2 separate regions of the Homo sapiens genome follow, and region 2 is linked to region 1. Evidence: chromatin contacts called from ENCODE Hi-C data. All regions are on one chromosome and are shown on one strand. Each heading gives the region's core, a stretch centred on a gene start or an enhancer-like site at or near the end of the contact. The rest is flanking DNA. Distances are from core to core; before and after follow the strand shown.

Region 1 (6,598 bases), core at 433-2,932:
GTCTCTACAAAGAATACAAAAATTAGTCGGGCATGGTGGTGCATGCCTGTAGTCTTAGCTAGTCAGGAGGCTGGGGTGGGAGGATTGCATGGGCCTGGCAGTGAGCTGTGTTCAAGACACTGCACTCCAGCCTGGGTGACAAAGTGAGACCCTAGTGAGACCCTGTCTCAAAAATTAAACAAACAAACAAATGAAAAAACAACTTAAGAAAGGACTTCAAATGTTTAATGACTATATTTTCATCTACAAACATACATTTTTCTATGAATAGCAATATCAACCTGAAACTAGAATTCTGAAGATTAAATCAGATAGGAGAGAAGAATAGTGCAAGAGAGCCTTGAGTCACTTTGACCAGTAAAGAGCTGAAATAAATGGAGTCCGTTTCAAAATGTGTTATATTTTACTATGGTCATCATAATATAAAAGGAAACATATGAGAGAAAAATGTGATAGAATTCTTTCTGTTTTAGCCTGTTCCCCAAGTGTTTTAAATGTACTAAAAAATCTTCCCTTTTATAGTGTCCATGCTGGCACCTCCATCATGATGTCACTTATAGGTATATCTGTTGCCAGATCAGCAATCAGCAATTCCAAAAGTGATGTTCACCCATGTGTGGAGGTACCAGAAGGCCATGGCTCAGAAGCTAAAAAAATCAGTGCTACACAGGTGTGGTATAATGAAGAGAAGATCAGAGGGGATCCAGAGTCTGATGAAGCGTATTTGAGGGTTAATAGGGAGAAAATCTCCTAATCAATGATGTTAACTCTTAACAAAAGAGAACTTCACTGGTTGAATTACAATAGCAGATAGGAGGGTAAAAATAGCAACTTGAGATTGTTAAACCTGTGTTTGTAAGTTACATAAATAACAACAATACCTGAAGTTAGACCCCAATGAATTCATTTCTACTAGATATGCTGGATAACAAAAAGAATTTTCTGAATCAAACCTAATAAACTACAATTTCCAAAGCACCAACTATATGCAAGATGCTATGCAAGTTGTAGTGGAAAACTTAAAATAATAAGAGCAGAAAACGTGGTCCCAGTCTTTGGGGGGGGATTTTTAAAAACTTATGAAACAGGATTGACTACATGTCAAATGAAAGAGCCACATAGATGGGGAGACTCTCATGCCCTAAATGGAATCATGTTGTTTGACCTAGTTGTATACTGGTATGATTTGGGAAACTTTTCATTCACTCTTTACACAATGAAAGACTAGTTTTCTTCCTAGTTCGCCAACAAAGTAAATAAAAAGAATACATTATCATTGCCTTACAATTCTAAAAGCAGAACAATATCTTCTATGTGAAACAGAAGGCTAGATCAAAATAAATTTCAGTGTCAAAAGCAAAGGAGGTCTTTAAAGGAAGTGAAAAAATCAAGTTAATTCACTTCTTAATTACTGGCCTTAAAGAAATAAATTGAATATCTTGAAAAAATAACTCAAAAAGCACCTCAGTTTCACGAGCAAATGCAAATTAAAAAAACCACAACCACAACCAACCAACACCAATCAGAGTGGTGCTCCTTGTGTGCCCTTTCTGAGGATTGGTAGAAACTGCATTTTTTAATCTCGGCTTTCATGTTTGTCCAAGATCTTTAAAGGGAGGGGAAAAAAGAGAGAGAGAGGCAGGCACTGTATAAAAGAAGCTTCCTTGAGGTTTCTAAAATTTATACAAAAACATCATATGTAAGTAAACTCACCAGATTTGGCATCTGCTCTTTGGTGATGGACCCAGAAGAAACTTCAGTTTATTTGGATTATTACTATGCTACGAGCCCAAACTCTGACATCAGGGAGACCCACTCCCATGTTCCTTACACCTCTGTCTTCCTTCCAGTCTTTTACACAGCTGTGTTCCTGACTGGAGTGCTGGGGAACCTTGTTCTCATGGGAGCGTTGCATTTCAAACCCGGCAGCCGAAGACTGATCGACATCTTTATCATCAATCTGGCTGCCTCTGACTTCATTTTTCTTGTCACATTGCCTCTCTGGGTGGATAAAGAAGCATCTCTAGGACTGTGGAGGACGGGCTCCTTCCTGTGCAAAGGGAGCTCCTACATGATCTCCGTCAATATGCACTGCAGTGTCCTCCTGCTCACTTGCATGAGTGTTGACCGCTACCTGGCCATTGTGTGGCCAGTCGTATCCAGGAAATTCAGAAGGACAGACTGTGCATATGTAGTCTGTGCCAGCATCTGGTTTATCTCCTGCCTGCTGGGGTTGCCTACTCTTCTGTCCAGGGAGCTCACGCTGATTGATGATAAGCCATACTGTGCAGAGAAAAAGGCAACTCCAATTAAACTCATATGGTCCCTGGTGGCCTTAATTTTCACCTTTTTTGTCCCTTTGTTGAGCATTGTGACCTGCTACTGTTGCATTGCAAGGAAGCTGTGTGCCCATTACCAGCAATCAGGAAAGCACAACAAAAAGCTGAAGAAATCTATAAAGATCATCTTTATTGTCGTGGCAGCCTTTCTTGTCTCCTGGCTGCCCTTCAATACTTTCAAGTTCCTGGCCATTGTCTCTGGGTTGCGGCAAGAACACTATTTACCCTCAGCTATTCTTCAGCTTGGTATGGAGGTGAGTGGACCCTTGGCATTTGCCAACAGCTGTGTCAACCCTTTCATTTACTATATCTTCGACAGCTACATCCGCCGGGCCATTGTCCACTGCTTGTGCCCTTGCCTGAAAAACTATGACTTTGGGAGTAGCACTGAGACATCAGATAGTCACCTCACTAAGGCTCTCTCCACCTTCATTCATGCAGAAGATTTTGCCAGGAGGAGGAAGAGGTCTGTGTCACTCTAAAGGGAACTGTGACATTTCAAGCTCTGTTGGTGGGTTTAGGAGTTAATTTTTGTCAGCAACAAAGAAGGAAGTGTTAATGATAGGATTCACATTGCTTCATAGATGCAAGGAAGAGTTCATTTTTAAAGAGAGGACTGAAAAATCCCTGTGTTGTGGATATAATTAGGCCATGTGCTGTTTTCTCAGCTAAGCAGCCTTCTTCGACCCTTGCCAATCAAGTCCACCAGACAAAATCCAATTCCCATCTGTCCTTGAACTCCTGGATAAAGGCTCCTGCTTGAACCAGTCCCTTTCTTCATGATTGTTAATGCACATTTGGGCCTTTCCTCTCTCAAAAACCATGGTACCTTCATCCCCACCACCCTTCATACTGGGCTCTAAATTGGACTACATTTAAATGATTCTGCCTACTTTCATCTGATGAGAAATGCAGTAACAATGCAGGTAACAAAAATATAATATACCTGCACTGTGCAATTAATTGTTTCTGAGTTACTAAGCTAGATTCTGACCTCAATCTTTAAAGCTTTGTATCGTGATTCTTCATCATCTTCCAACATTGTGCTTCATCCTATGCCTATTCACAATGGCTTTGGACTGGCAAAAAAAAACTCATGGGGATTTTGTATTGTGTTTATGATTTGGGACTTACTTTATCATATGGTCTTCTAGTATTTTAATACATAAGCATATGGCAGGATTCAACATCTATTTGCTTTATAAGATATTGATAAAAATGTATCTCATTCATAATGGTGTAGCAACTACTTTTTAATGGGGTTTTACTATGCTCTTTTGTTTCCATTGGCTTTATAAATTAGGATTTGACTTTGCTTTAATTACATGTTTTTAATTACCCAGTTATCTAGTTATCAAATGAAAATGTTATTACTAATATAATTGGAACTCATAAAATGCTTAGCTGTACCCCGATGCAGATTATCATTTTGTATTTTAATTAAAATGTTAGTGCTACACATTCCCTATAGTATCATTTGCTTGGTGCCTATAATTTCAAGATAAGATCCAGTAATATAGGGAGACAGGCTGCTCTGTATTCAGCCAAAGTAGAAAATCTCTAACAAAGATCTCACTAGTATTTTATATATATTTTTTCCATACCCAGAAACCTTCTTGAATTCCTTTACCCAATAAATATTTATTGAGTCAATTTGTACCTATATTCCTTTTGAAGACTTTGATGTGAAAAACATGTAATTAGTGGCAACCACAAAAGACTCTGCAGCAGCAAGCATGCTATTGTAAACATCTTTTGATTCAAGGGAAAGCGGGTTATGTTTTTACCTCCACTGTTGACTTGAATGAATTACCATTTTACTTCTAAATATTAGATTTGAAAATCAGAAAAAACTTAGAATCCTTTCAAAGACTAGCCAATTTAATTTCATCTCATGTATCTTTCACATGAAGAGAAACCTCAAATATCGGACATCTCCTTGTAGCCTAATTAGAAGCTGAAAATACAGTTTTTGGTTTTATAAATTGGCTAACTTGTTAATTTTTCTTAAACTGTTATTAAATAAAAATATAATTTCCTTACATAAGTATTCTTCTGGACTGTATTAATTTCTAACAACATATTAATATTAATACTAATTCTAATAAACTTTTAGTAAATTATTATGGTTATAGAAGAAAAGACCATGTAAATAATAACAAATAAATATTCTTGGAAAACTTCAAAACTAAATTCAATGCAATTGAATAGATCTCCAAAAGTTAAACAAAAACAAAATACAGAAGGTAGAAGACACACATTTCTTTAAAACAAATCGGCAAAAGCACTGTTACTAATCATGAAACTTACTGCCTTTGAAAAATACTGCCTTTAAAAAATAGCTGAATCAATCAGCTAAGTTATTGGTTGGGAAAGCAGAAAACCTGTGCTATTAATTTTAGCTTCACCCTTAATGTTGTGATACTAGTAAGGTCATTTTAACCTTTCATACTTAAATGTAGTTGGTAATATCTATGTCTATAGAATTATCAAGGATACTGTAAAAATAATAAATATAAATAAAGTTTTAAATGTGGAGTAAAAAGTTACTTTATAAAGTGATTTGATTTCTATTATTAATTATTGACTACTCCTTACAAATTTTCAAACTAACATCAAATAATACTTAATCATTCTCATTTTTAAAATATTGAGATTTTATTTCTACTTCTTCACTTTAATTTTGCTGAGAATATTTAAAATAACACCAAATAAAAATATGTATTATTGGTTTTTTAGTACTTTAAATAGATATAATAATTGTAGGCTTTAATAAAATCTTAGTTTATTTTACATTCATAATGTACCAGTTGTGAAAGAAAAAAATAGATATAATTTTATAGGTAGTACAACTCTAATAGAAAAAAGTTCAAAGCTTGATTAAGTTCACATGTTATTTTGTCATATATGGATTCTGCTGGTATGAAATGTAATTTACATTATAATAGCATTAAAAAGTTTATTACAAATTAGTTGTCTGACATTTTGCATATTTTTAAAATCATAGGCTGGGTGCAGTGGCTCACGCCTGTAATCCTAGCACTTTGGGAGGCCGAGGCAGGTGGATCACAAGGTCAGGAGTTCAAGACCAGCCTGACCAACATAGTGAAACCCCGTCTCTACTAAAAATACAAAAAATTAGCAGGGCATGGTGGCAGGCACCTATAATCCCAGCTACTCAGGAGGCTGAGGCAAGAGAATCGCTTGAACCCAGGAAATGGAGGTTGCAGTGAGCCAAGATTGCACCATTGCACTCCAGCCCAGGTGACAGTGCTAGACTCTGTCTCAAAAATAATAATAATAATAATAATAAAATTTCTTCATTTTTAATTTGAACAATTTCTATTTCTATACTTACGTAGATATTCTACATATACATATACATTCAGATATACATAGAATCACAGACTCATATTTATACCTTTTCATTATTTTTATTACCTGAATTAAACTAGCCTAAAGGCTAGTTTGTGATAATTTAATGTCATTAAAGAACAAATCAATACATTGCCAAGAATTTCCAGAAAATTACTCTTTCATCCTAACACAATCATGCCTTGCCAGTTATATCCAAAGTTAGGAAAACAAAATAAAATTTTTACAATTCAGAGTAATACACAAGGAAATCACTACAGATTAACATTATTTGTTGTCATTTGCATAAGTAGTCCAAAGTTACTCGGAGGATGTAAATGACAAATATAAAAGGATAGTGACCTCTCAAGCATTTCTCAAATAGCTTTTTGAAACTTACCCCAGAAAAGCTCTCCATTAAATCCTAGGTAATGTGTTGTCTGATACTTTATAATTAATTTTAAAAGAAATGTAATCAAGACACGCATAGTCGCAAACATAGTCCCAAACACATTTACTCCATTTGGGTTGTATTGAAAGGTTGAAACTAACCTGATATTCCTGGGAGTCCCTTAACCTGTCCACTCTTAACAAGTCAAAATCACTTCTGTAGTGAAAAGTTTTAACAGCAGTCTTAAAGGGAAGCTATGTGCGTGACTGAGAACCGACCATTACTAGGGGTCACAAGTTAATTTTTAAATAGATGCATAAATGCACAGTATGGTGGTAAGGTGAGTGGAAAAAAATCTTCCTCTGTGATTCATCTTGACTCCTCAAATCACTCTCTATTCTACCTAGCGATCTCAGAAGAGAGAAATGACTTGTCATATGTGCATGCCACAAAGAACCTGTTTTCCTGCAGAGCTCATTCATAAAAGCTGAGCAAAACTAAAAGAATTACAAAT
Region 2 (6,732 bases), core at 1,160-3,659, 6.0 Mb after region 1:
CTCTCTATGGTTGTAACCAAGGACTCCAAAGACGAAACAGAAAGACGAAGTTCTTCCAAGATTCAGACCACTCCCACAGACCAGCCAAAAAATCAAAACTTCACTAGCTGCAAATGAGGTATAACTCACATTTCTGTTTGGCTATATTCTTGGGGCTCCTAAACTTTTGGTTGTCCACCTGTGCATGAAGGCCAGATCATTTCATATGACCTGGATAGATAAAACATCAAAATAAGAGATCAATCAATAAGAAAAAAAACAACAACAAAAACAAAACAAAACAAAACAAAAAAACCAGAAAAATAAGTCATCCACATTAGGGTTTTAGGAGCAGAACATATCCAAGTCACACAGCACCAATGCATGTTCCCGGCAGTAAATCTGTACTGGTCTGCCACAACCTCAATTCTTGCCTCCTCAGAAGAAATAATTCAACCCAGGAGGCATAAGGGGGAAAGAGACAAAGGCAAGATTTAGAGCAAGAGTGAAAGATTATTAAAAAGCTTGAAAGGCCAGGCAAAGTGGCTCACGCCTGTAAATCCCAGCACTTTGGGAGGGCTGATCACTTGAGGATCAGGAGTTGAAGACCAGCCTGGCCAACATGGTGAAACCCTGTCTCTACTGGGTGTGGTGGTGCACACCTGTAATCCCAGCTACTCGGGAGGCTGAGGCAGGAGAATGGCGTGAACCCAGGAGGCGGAGGTTGCAGTGAGCTGAGATCGTGCCTCTGCACTCCAGCCTGGGCGACAGAGCGAGACTCCATCTCAAAAAATAAATAAATAAATAAAATAAAGGGGGTTTAAAGTAGGAATGAAAGGAAGTACACTTGGAAGAGGGCCAACGGGGCAACTTGAGAGATCAAGTGTGCGGTTTGACCTTTTGACTTTGGGTTTTGTAAGTTGAGATGCTTCCAGAATCTTGCATTCATTCCCCCCCGATTCTTCCCCTGGGGTGGGCTGTCTATATGTGCAGTGGCCTGTCAGCACTTGGGAGGGGAGCAGGCACAGTGTGTTTACTAGAGTTGTATGCATGCATACACTTGAGGCGTTCTTCCCTTATCAGTCAAATGTCCCTAGAAAGTCATATACCAGTTAAACTCTGCCATTTTGCTTCTTAATGTGCATGATTGAGCCAACTCCTCCAAATCCTGACATCTTGTCAGGAAGCTATTGATCACCAGTTTCAGGTGTTTCTGTTTATTCGGAGACTGCCTTTCCCTGGCACTGACTGTGAACAATTATTATTTTAGAGAGACAGTTAACAACTGCCTGATCATCACCTGATGGTCACCTGACATTCCTGGTGTGTGTGTCAGGGAGTTGGGGAAGCCCTTTCCTGCTCTCTTCATGTCTGATTAGCTACCTACCGTAACAAGGGGTGGGGATGTAGGGATCATTAATGAATGTCAAGAGTCATACAGATAGTTTCCAAATCTCCAAATGTGTACCTACTTCATCTGTGACTCAAAACTATTATAATAAGCCCTTTTATGGCTTAAAATCAATAAACACAAGAATTTCATTTCAAAAAGGGTACACGCAACTCCTCCCAATATTTAAAGCTCCTCCCAAAGATAGTGAGGGAAGAGAGAGACCTTCTCATATTGTTTTACATTGTTTCATACTCAGTACCTATTTTAAGAAGAAACAAGGAAGTGAAACCAAAGGCAGGCAGCCCGGCACCAGGCACCAGACCCAAAACCAGACCCGAAACCAGGCCTGGGCCTGCCTAGTAGCTAAAAATCAACTCATGCCTTAGCAACCGATGTTATCCATAGATTCCAGACATTGTATGGAAGAACATTGTGAAACTCTCTGCTCTGTTCTGTTTCACTCTGACTACTGGTGCATGAAGCCCCTGTCATGTACCCCCTAGATTGCTCAAATCAGTCACGACCCTTTCATGTGAAATCTTTAGTGTTGTAAGCCCTTAAAAGGGACAGAAATTGTGCACTTGGGGAGCTCGGATTTTAAGATGGTAGCTTGCCGATGCTCCCAGCTGAATAAAGCCCTTCCTTCTACAACTTGGTGTCTGAGGGGTTTTGTCTGCGGCTTGTCCTGCTACAATAGCTCAAGAAAGCAAAGTTGGGCTGGGCACAGTGGCTCATGCCTGTAATCCCAGCATTTTGGGAGGCCGAGGTGGGTGAATCACGAGGTCAGGAGATCGAGACCATCCTGGCCAACATGGTGAAACCCCGTCTCTACTAAAATACAAAAAATTAGCCAGGCACTGTGGCACGCACCTGTAGTCCCAGCTGCTGCTACTCCAGAGCCTGAGGCAGGGGAATCGCTTGAACCTGGGAGGCAGAGGTTGCAGTGAGCCAAGATCACACCACTATACTCCAGCCTGGCGACAGAGTAGGATTCCACCTAAAAAAAAAAAAGAAGAAGAAGAAGAAGAAAGCAAAGACATTAATTGTTAGGCAATGAAGGCTGAGATAACAAAGGCAATTTTTTTTTGAGAACCTACACATTTGGAAAAACAGACATTTCAGATTCCCAGCCTAGTATATGTCTGGCAAATATGCCCTCCTGGGTAGTGAAGACCAGAAAATAAATTTGGGGATTACAAAGCCAAGTTTCTCAAGACACAAAAACAAGATGAAAGGAGAAGCTTATTATGGTTTTTCTCCTTATACCAAACCACACAAAGGACAGAGACAAGAAAAACAAGGACCATTTTTGGATGTTTAAAGATTAATTATCAATAGGTATAAAACAAGTCCACAAGGGACACAAATTTAAAGAACTAACTTTTAAAAATATTTTCTCTCCTTTAAATTTAGAAAGAAGGAAACACGAAAATGGAGTTTCACCACTCACCTGACTAGTCCTAAGGCAGAAACCCAAGGAGGATTACTGGTAAGAAATTTCTTAACTTTTTCTTTCTTTTTGCTGGCGTCTGTCAGTTTCCGTGGTTTCTGGCTGCAGCCTCGGGTGTGGGCAGAGTGATTTGCTATAATCCTGCCAAAGATACCAAAACTGTAGAGAAGTTCAAATTTTCCCCCGAATGTTGAAGTCTGAGTCTGCTGAAATGAATTGACAATAGACAGATTAACAGGAGAAAAGGGATACAGATTTATCAATGTGCACATGGACACGAGAGGTCTATGAATATGAGATTGAAAGAAGAGCCAAATGACAAAGTTTTTATATTTTATAGAAAGAAATTGAGGCTTGGAGCATGGTGACAGGTTATGGGTGAGAGATGGGGAAAAAAGACTTGGTGACAAAGGCTGTCTTTTTATGCAGTTGAAGCCTCGCAGGTAGCAGCCCTCAGAGTAGACAGTAGTCTTTGGTAAAAGTTTCACTGTCAGGACTTTGTAAGTGTTAACGTTTTCATCTCCTTTTCTTGTGAGTTAATTTTTCCAAGATCCAGATAAGAATACCTTAATAAAAAGCCTCTGCATTTGCTATTTACTTTACTAATGAAAGTTTTCTCTACAGATGCAAATCTCCCCCACAAAGGATAGCTTCCAGAGCCATACTTGTGTCTGCAGTCCTTCTGAATAGCCATTTCAAAATATGCCAGAGAATTATATTTCGAGATGGCATATTTTAATTTTATTCTCTCTATATGATTATTAATCACTTTTTATGTTTAAAAAATGAAAAGCAACATAACAAGATTGTAAGTAAATACATTTTAAAATCTTTTGGAATACAAAAACTTATAACTCAACTTTAAAAAAATTAATTTAAATTCATAAAATTTAATCATAACTTAAAGTTATGATTTAAACTTAAAGTTAAGTTTTAAAACTTAAAAATATCTGGCCAGGTGCGGTGGCTTACGCCTGTAATCCCAGCACTTTGGAAGGCCGAGGCAGGCGGATCACCTGAGGTCAGGAGTTTGAGACCAGCTTGTCCAACATGGCGAAACCCTGTCTCTACTAAAAGTACAAAACTTAGCCAGGCGTGGTGGCCGGTAGCTGTAATCCCAGCTACTCAGGAAGCTGAGGCAGGAGAATCGCTTGAATCCAGGAGGCAGAGGTTGCAGTGAGCAGAGATTCCGCCACTGTACTCCAGCTTGGGTGACAAGAGCGAGACTCCGTCTCAAAAAAAAAAATCGTATTTTTATTTTGTATATAATTAGCATTACAAAATAATTGTTAAAAACATAAAATGTTATGTCTGTGATAGTTCAGAGTGTGAGTGAATGAGACAGCTAGGAAATTTAATACTAATACGCAATAAATATCATTTTAAAAAATAAAATAGATGTTTTCCACAGTCTATTCATTCCTATATTTTTTAAAATAGGATAATTTTTTTCCTACTTTGAAAGGACTTCATATTTTTTACAAGTGAAAAATAATTGTATTTCAAGACATCTCATAAATGTATTAAGTTTAGGCTCAAAAAATGGGATAGCATTTGCTTTTGTATTTATGGTTGTGGTTCTTTAGTCAATAGATGATTTTAGCAGCACAATTCTTCCATAGTCACTCTTCATTGACATTATGGTTAATTATGATCTCCAGGACACAAGATGTCTACTTGCCAAAATGAGTTGAAGTTGACTCCTTTTGCCATCGTCCAATGCTTCATCTTTACTCCCCTGTCCACTCAGTGGAAGATGGAGGAAAGGGTTTATCAGGGTGTTGTTTACAACACAGTGTCATAAAGTGATTATTATCAATACTATTTCCTTTCACTTATTTTACCTTGTTTCTTTAGTAGTAGAGATTATAAAATAAATTATCCTCAGATCAGAACCAGATGAAGAGAAATGGAATAGGTCAGTGGCTTAAGAAAATTACATTACAAAAATCTGAATTGCTTTTATTATACATGAAGAGATTGTCTGCCTTCAGTAAGTGAAATGAGAGGGCAAAAGACAACTTAAATTTTCAAGGTTTGGTTAGCCATGTGAGTGTGAGTGTGTGTGTGTGTTTGCACACACAACTAGGCACCACAAGTATCTCCACCACTACAAAGGAAAACCTTGTCTTAGAATAGTTTACCTTTAGTAATGTCAGAGCACTAAAGGCAATACACACTAGACTTAAGGGTGAGTGTGTGTTTGTGTGTGTAAATTAGATGCCAGATTTCAAATCGCATTGTTAGATCATGGTATTTTTTATCCATGTTTTATCTCCTAGGCATAAATTGTGTATTTATGTTATTCAACTCTCAATAGATCTTGGGATGATAGATCACAATAAATCTCAAAGTTTTCAATATGGAGAGGATTTATCTGCAATACGTGTTGCATTTTATTAGTGCTTTGCAGTACATTTCTGTCACTGGAGTAAAAATATTTTCAGTTCAGTAATTAAATAAGATACGCTGCCTTAAGTTATGATAAATAATATATTTATTAATATCATTGTTTGTATATATAATTCTGCTTATAGATGCATGTGCTTAAATTCATATGCATATAAATTTATGAATTAGGCCTACTTTATTACTTCACAAATAACTAGATTTTAAACACAGTTTATATAAAATGATTTCTATGATGAGCACTTCTTTAAATTCAGAACATAATTAGTAACTAAGTATCAGCTCCTTTTTACTTACTGGCATCTAGAAACTTTCATCGTGTAATGCGTATGATCCAATACTGATGGCAAACAACATCTCAATTATCTGTTTATTATTAGTTTCACTTTTTATGAAGTTTATACTCATTCCTAAGACATAAAATCAACATGCCATATAAGCTTGCATTTAATATCCACTACCAATGTAGTATCTAGTACAACCCCAAGTGTACACATATGTGGACCTATAAATATGTAATCACAAATCACCACATCAAGAAATAGTCTCTCCTCACTGTATCTTTAGGGAAATCTTGGATACAGGCAATTGTAAAATGCAGTATTTCACTGTTATGATATAATCAGATGACTAGATTAAATGATGATAAAATGCAGTCATATGTAATGTTTTTTAAGTGTACAAAAAATTCAAAAGCATTATTTTTTCCCAATATTACTCTACCTATTAGTGTTGCTACTGACAAGACAGTAAGTTAGCTGTGTGAAGGCTATCTGAAATCCCTTCTGGTATCCTAATTTTATTCCATATATATGGATTAACATACTATTCTTTACTCCTTATAAAAAGGCATAATGATAAAGTAAAAATAACCTCAGTTCTACTTACATATCTGTTCCAGTGAAGCCCTGCAAGAAAGTAAAATAGAAGTCTTTACTTCATAGATTTTTTAAGATAATGTGCATAACTAACAAGTTGCCAGAAAACCATGATGGCATGATCAATGCTCTTTGGACTTCAGAGACACAGAATCATTTTTATCAAATTAATGCATCAGGCAACAAAAGCATTCTAAGAGAAACTAAAGTATTAGCAAGAAAGAAAAAAAATCTAACCTCAAGGCAGGCTTCAGGGGCAGGTGATATGGGCAGTCACACAGAGCCCAATGCTTAGAGAGGCCCTTGCTTGTTAAATGCTCTGCTGTCACAATCTGAAATGCTTAAAAATTATTGAACAAGTGCTTTCCATTTGTATATTTCACTGGCCTGTGCAGATTAGGTACCCAGTTCCGTCTAACCTCTAAAGAAAATCAGCAACTTTACATAGAGCCCTTAGTTAGCAGATTATTCTAATGAAATTGCCTTGGCAAAAATTGTAAGAGTGAGAAAAGTATGACAGTAAAAGGGATGTGACCTAACTGACTCATCTTGCATCTAACCTCTATGCTGCCCTTGTTCATTCCTGGGCATATGCTGAACTAACTTTGGGAGAAATTTAGTTT

What was found. A loop is a pair of places that touch in the nucleus more often than their neighbours do. Pooled maps may share reads with other maps.
Region 2: a pooled map shows a loop between it and region 1 (14-fold over the local background). The contact joins the enhancer-like site here to the promoter of GPR15 in region 1. A Hi-C loop is called at or near these places in 2 of 37 single-sample maps with no recorded cell type and 4 of 50 pooled maps.

Annotation. Positions count from the first base shown.
Region 1 is chr3:98,530,296-98,536,893 of GRCh38, forward strand. It overlaps GPR15 (G protein-coupled receptor 15), which reads left to right and starts at 1,683. Exons shown (of 1, transcript NM_005290.4): 1 at 1,683-4,386. The coding sequence starts at 1,739. The coding sequence ends at 2,821. RefSeq lists a silencer at 1,544-1,703.
Region 2 is chr3:104,520,427-104,527,158 of GRCh38, forward strand. It overlaps LOC105374021 (a long non-coding RNA gene), which reads right to left. Exons shown (of 6, transcript XR_007096271.1): 3 at 6,120-6,139; 4 at 2,823-2,963; 5 at 2,243-2,369; 6 at 1-210. Among named protein-coding and RNA genes, the nearest start is that of ALCAM, 840 kb to the right of the region's middle. RefSeq lists enhancers at 1,359-1,638, 2,135-3,334. Within about 2 kb of position 2,410, at least 5 of the 41 ENCODE cell types and tissues checked have a DNase peak (open chromatin) inside an H3K27ac peak, as active enhancers do.